Regions from separate parts of the Homo sapiens genome. Here region 2 is linked to region 1. Evidence: read pairs that join two places in POLR2A ChIA-PET (ENCODE). Cell type or tissue: GM12878. All regions are shown on one strand. Links, peaks and the distances in the headings refer to the core of each region. The heading gives the core; the rest is flanking DNA.

Region 1 (2,912 bases), core at 296-2,795:
TTCTCAGCCCCAGGCATAGCTGCTGAAAAGGTGACAGGAAGAGTCTATTTTCATGTCATCACTTAGTTTGTATTTGTTTGCAGCTATTTCAGCCTTTTACATTTGTATTATGCATTCTGAACAAGTTGCTATTTGTTTTCTTAGTTGATGTAGTCAGCTGCACAGAAATGCTTAATGCTTTTCTCAGATGATTCCAACCAAACTGACTTTGATTTCAGACAGATAGCCCATGGCCATGCTGACACATAAAACCAACCATGACACTGGGTTTTTTTTCAGCCTTTTATTTTTTTTTTAGGTTTAGGGACACATGTTATAGGGGTACTTTTTTTAGGTTTAGGGGTACACTGTCATAGAGCTAAATGGCATGTTGTTGGGGGTTGTTGTGCAGGTTATTTTGTCACCCAGGTGATTAAGCACAGTACCCGACAGGTAGTGTTTTGATCCTAACCCCCCTCCCCCACCCTCCACCCTGAAGTAGGCCCCAGTGTCTATTACTCCCTTCTTTGTGTCCATGTGTACCCAATGTTTAGCTCCCATTTATAAGTGAGAACATGTGGTATTTGGTTTTCTGTTCTTGCATTAATTTGCTTAGGATAATGGCCTCCAGTTCCATCTATGTTGCTGCAAAGGACATGATCTCATTCTTTCTTACGGCTGCATAGTATTCCATGGTTTATATGTACCACATTTTCTTTCTTTTTTCTTTATTTTTGAGATGGAGTCTCACTCTGTCACCCAGGCCGGAATGCAGTGGCGTGATCTCGGCTCACTGCAACCTCCACCTCCCAGGTTCAGGCGATTCTCTTGCCTCAGCCTCCCAAGTAGCTGGGACTACAGACAGCTGCCACCATGCCCTGCTAATTTTTGTGTATTTTTAGTAGAGATGGGGTTTCACCATGTTGGCTAGGCTCATCTTGAACCTCTGACCTCGGGTGATCTGCCTGCTTTGGCCTCCCAAAGTGCTGGGATTACAGGTGTGAGCCACCGCACCCGGCTGTATGGCATTTTCTTTATCAACACTCCACTGAAAATATTGAACAGATCATCGAGGCAGAAAACTAACAAAGATATTTGGGACCTGAACTTGACACCTGACCAAATGGACCTAACAGACATCTACAGAACTCTCCACCCAAAATTAAGAGAATGTACATTCTTCTCATCTGCACATGGCACATACTCTAAAACTGACCACACAATCAGCCATGAAACAATTCTCAACAAATGCAAAAAAACTGAAATCATAGCCACCACACTATCAGACCACAGTGCAATAAAAATAGAAATTAACACTAAGAAAATCACTCAAAACCATACGACTACATGGCAAACAACCATGACACTGTTACAGCCATCTTACCTGTTCCCTCCTTCAAGACCTCCCTTGCAGCCTGCTCTCAACTCACCAACCAGAGTGGGCCTTTAAAAAATTAAGCCAGGCAATGACACTCTCTGCTTAACACCTCCCAGTGGCTCCCTACAGCACACAGAGTAAAAGGCAGAGGACTTAGATTGACTTACAAGGCCCTGCAGTTTCCTTCCCTCTCCCTTCCTCTATGATCCCCTCTCTTTCCTCCCCACTGCTCACTTCCCTCTAGCCACAGGGCCTCCTGGTTGCTCTTAGAACTGTCAGTCCCACTCAGGGCCTCCGTACTGACTATTCCCTCTGCCTCAGACATTGCAAGGCAAACTCCTTCACCTCCTCACTCCCTCACTTGGCTCAAGAGTCACATGCTCAATCAGCTCTGCTGTCACCATCCTATTTACAATGATAGTTTCTGCCCCCATCACTCCCTCAGCCAACTGTACCACGTTCTACTTTCTAACAGACGTTACCATTTTTAGTCTATTACTATATGCCTTCATTAGGATGTGAGCTCCATGAGGGCTGAGATCTTGGTCTGATTTGTTCCCTGATCTATCTCAAATCCTCAAAACAGTGTTAATAGTTGAAAAGCACTCAATAAATATTGGTTGAATGAACAAATAAAGGGCTTATCAAATGCAAAGATAAATTTTTCATTTAAATTCTCTGCCAGAATTTCTGGTTCCAGAAGATGGGCAGAGGACAAGTCATACTGGAGCTTGCACGGCACAATGAGTTCAGAAGACTATTCTGAGTGAGACTGGAAGACAAATGAGAATTTTGAACTGGGGAGTGACATGAGGTGACTTACAGGTTTTTAAAAGTTCATCATGGCTTCTGTGTGGTGCACAGGATTCAAAGGCAGGAGTAGCGCCAGGGAGAGTATTTCAGCTGCCTTGGTCCAGCAAGAGATTAAAGTGGTTCAGACCAGAGAAGCTGTGCTGGAGGTGATGAGAAGTGGCTGGACCCTGGATATACTACGAAGGCAGAGCTAACAGGTCTTGTTGATGCACTTTGCTGAGAGGGAGAGGAAGAGAGGGAGTGGCGAGAGTCAAGGGTAACTGTTGAAGTTTTGGCCTCAGAAACTGAGTAAATGGCAGTATCCATTACTGGGACAGAACAGAGGGGAGAAGAACAGACTTGGGAGTGGAATCAAGAATTCTGCTTTGGATGTGTTAAAATGGAAATGCCTACCAGACATCCATATGGAGGTGCTGACTGGCCAGTTGGATACATGAGTCTGGAGCCCAAAAAAGAAGCTGAACTAAAGATAGTTTTTAAAGCCATGGGTCTGGTTGAAATCCCATTAGAGAGAGAAGCTGGATAGAGAGGAAGACTCGGGGCTTCGTGCTGAAGCACTTCCCCTTTAGGAAGAAAAGCCAGCAAGAGGGGCTAAAGAAGCAGCCAGTGAGGTAGGGAAGGGCTGAGCAGCTCTACCGAACTGGAAGCCACATGGAGCATGTGTTTCAAATGTTGCTGTGGGGTCAGGTGAGAAGAGTCTAATCACTGACTGCGGGATTTGGCCATATGAGGGCCTTGGGGC
Region 2 (2,912 bases), core at 256-2,755, 50 kb after region 1:
ACCTGGACGGGCTGTTTGCTTATGAATGTATGCACTTAGGTAGGTAGGTAGGTAGGTAAATGTGTCTATGCATGTATACACATAAGCGTATGAATCTATGTCTATGGGTGTGTGTATGTTGCATGGAAGTACACATGTATGCAGCAGGCTAACACTGACTGCATTTACTGTGTGCAAGTCTCTGCAATATGCTCCCAAGACACAGTAGCTCATTTAGTCATTACAACAACCTTTGCAATAGAAATACCAATGGCCACCCATATTCACTGGTTCTCATTTGCCTGGCTGTGTTCTAAGCCTTGCCACCACCTGGGAGGTAGGTTCTATCATTTTCCCCCATGAAATAAATGAATGAACTGAGCCTCACGGGGATAGAGTTACTCACCCAATGGAGGAGCTCTTATGATCCCCATGTTACCAGTGGGGAGACTGAGGCACAGAGAAGTTCAGAAAGTCACTTGAGGCCATACAGTAAGAAATAGAGTCTGTACCCTTAAGCACATCACACTACTTCCCAGTAGAGAAAGATCACCTTCTGTGATGCTTAATTTTACGAGCCAACTTGACAGGGCTAAGAGGTACCCAGAGAGCTGGTTGAGCATCATTTCTGGGTATGTGTGTCAGGGTGTCTCCAGAAGAGGCTAGGATTTGAATCTGTAGACTGGAGTAGAGAAGATCACCCTCACCAATGTGGGTGCACCTCATCCAGTCCACTGAGGGCCCACATAGAACAAAAAGGCAGAGGAAGGGCGCCGTCTCTCTCCCCTTGAGCTGGAACATCCATCTTCTGTCCTTGGCCATCAGAGCTTCTGCTTCTCCCACCTTCAGACTCCAGGACTTAACACCAGCAGCTCCACCCCTCCTCCTGTTCTCAGGCCTTCGGGCTCTGGCTGAAGCACACCACCAGCCTTCCAGGGTCTCCAGCCTGGAGATGGCAGATTGTGGGACTTCTTGGCCTTCACAAGTGCATGAACCTATTCCCATGATCAATGTCCTGTATACCCCATTGGTTCTGTTTCTCTGGAGAGTCCTCCTAATACACTTTCCTTTTAAGAATGTATAAAAAGACATACATATGTGTACACACATTCACAGCTCAATTAAGACCCTTCTATCATGAGAGAATGGAGACACGTTCTAAGACACTAGGGGATCGGGGGTGGGAGAGGGCCTGGCTCCAAAATAGATATTTTGATGAAACCAGAGTAAATTCTTAGAAATTTTCTGAGTCTCACGGTGATAAACAGACACTGTCTCTATGAAACACGCACAAGTTTCAATGATAGAAAAGGAAGAGATGAGAATAGCTAGCGACCAGAAGGAAACACACCAAGAGAAAAGGAGACTGCCCCAAAACAGAAAGAGAGACTGGACCAGTTAAAACTCTGCACTGGAAATAGTTAAGACCAGGCCAGATACTGCAAAAAAAGAAAAAACTGGTAAAAATATTTTCTGTAGAGCAGTATTTTACATTTCCCCTCATTTTGCTAGATTTTTCTGTTTGCCCTCCAGATCCACCATACACCTTTACTGCTGCCTGGAGGCTGATCTTGATGAGGCTTCCCTGTTTTCCACTGGGTTCAGACTTGGGCAGCACTGAGGGGAGACTGGAGTGGGCAAGGCATGGCAACTGGGGTATTTGTTTCCTCTCTGCTGGAAAGGACCAGTGCCTGCATTCTCTCACCAAAGGCCACCCCTGTCTCAGGGTGAATCCTACGAATTCAGGTCTCACTCCAGGCCCCAGAGCCACTCCCTCCCTGTGCTGTTAAGGTCCAGGAGCCAGGGCAGCTCTCAGCTATGGCTAGCCCTGACAGCCTCACCATTTCTGCCCCTACCTTTGTAAATAGTCACCCCATTAAACTCCCCATTACCCAATTTAAATATGTCATCTGCTTCCTGCTGGGATACTGAGTATGAAGTGCTCCAGGCATCCCCCAGGACAGAGCCCCTGTATCATGATCTGTTTTATAAACCGTGGTTCTGGACAGTAATTTGAGTTTTTAAAGGTCCCATTGGCTTTTTTTTTTTTAAGCTTAAAAACCAAAGATGAAGTTTAAATTTGAGAAGCATTCATGAGAATGCCAAAAAAGGGACAGAGTGATACAAATAAAAAAAAAAAACCTCACACTTGGAGGATCAGAAGCTGAGATTTAAATGATTAATAATGCATGCTTCCAGAGAAGAGCCCAGAACAAATCATTCTGTTCTCATTATGTAGTGAAACTTACACTGGCTTCAGACCTTTCCTCAAATTGCTAATGCCAGAAAAACTGATTGCTCAAGAATTCTGAATCTAACCAAATTACTCTTACATTGAAAGTAACAGATGGCTACTTTCATTTATACACTGTGGGAAATATATATCACCCATGTCCCCATGGTGAAGAGATGAATGAAAATTCAGAACGTAAGAGAGCTGAAGTCAGATAGTAAGCAAATGATGGAGAGTGGAATGGCTGAGCTAAATAAGGGGTCCCACGAAGAGGAGGCTTTATAACCTGAGTTCCCTATGTAAAATTAAAATGTGAAGGGGGTTTTAGATGCACAGAATAAAAAATGCTAATTTACTCATTTTTCCATAAGGAAAAGATGTTAAAATTGACTTTTTTTGGGAGTATCACTTACCTACGAGGCAATGTTCTCTGTTCCAATAGCGATGGTGGTCACCCAGGGACTTACATTTGCTGAAGCTCATTGAACTCTATTCTTAAAACAAGTGCATCTTGTTCTATGTGAGGATGTGAGGATGAGAAGATTTTTATCTTTGGTTTTGGTAATTTGATAAATGTAGGGTTGAGGATACTTTTGAAAAATCAACAAGATGGTCTAGAAGTGAAGAAGATATGAAATGTATATATATGTGTGTGTGTGTATATATATATATATATATATATATATATTTTTTTTTTTTT

The links. ChIA-PET counts read pairs that join two places held together with the same protein. Peaks named below come from ENCODE experiments on the same cell type or tissue, not always from the same donor. Only the 100,000 strongest peaks of a DNase experiment are listed, where the experiment ranks them.
Region 2: POLR2A ChIA-PET joins it to region 1 with 5 read pairs; 3 of 35 experiments call an interaction of 5 or more read pairs at or near these places.

What each region holds. Positions count from the first base shown.
Region 1 is chr15:29,303,184-29,306,095 of GRCh38, forward strand. All of the region lies in intron 2 of ENTREP2 (endosomal transmembrane epsin interactor 2), which reads right to left. Among named protein-coding and RNA genes, the nearest start is that of NSMCE3, 35 kb to the left of the region's middle. In GM12878, for the core only: no CTCF peak of the experiment used is centred there; no DNase peak of the experiment used is centred there.
Region 2 is chr15:29,353,398-29,356,309 of GRCh38, forward strand. The region is part of intron 2 of ENTREP2 (endosomal transmembrane epsin interactor 2); the gene reads right to left. Among named protein-coding and RNA genes, the nearest start is that of NSMCE3, 85 kb to the left of the region's middle. In GM12878, for the core only: no CTCF peak of the experiment used is centred there; no DNase peak of the experiment used is centred there; H3K27ac peaks cover 225 bases.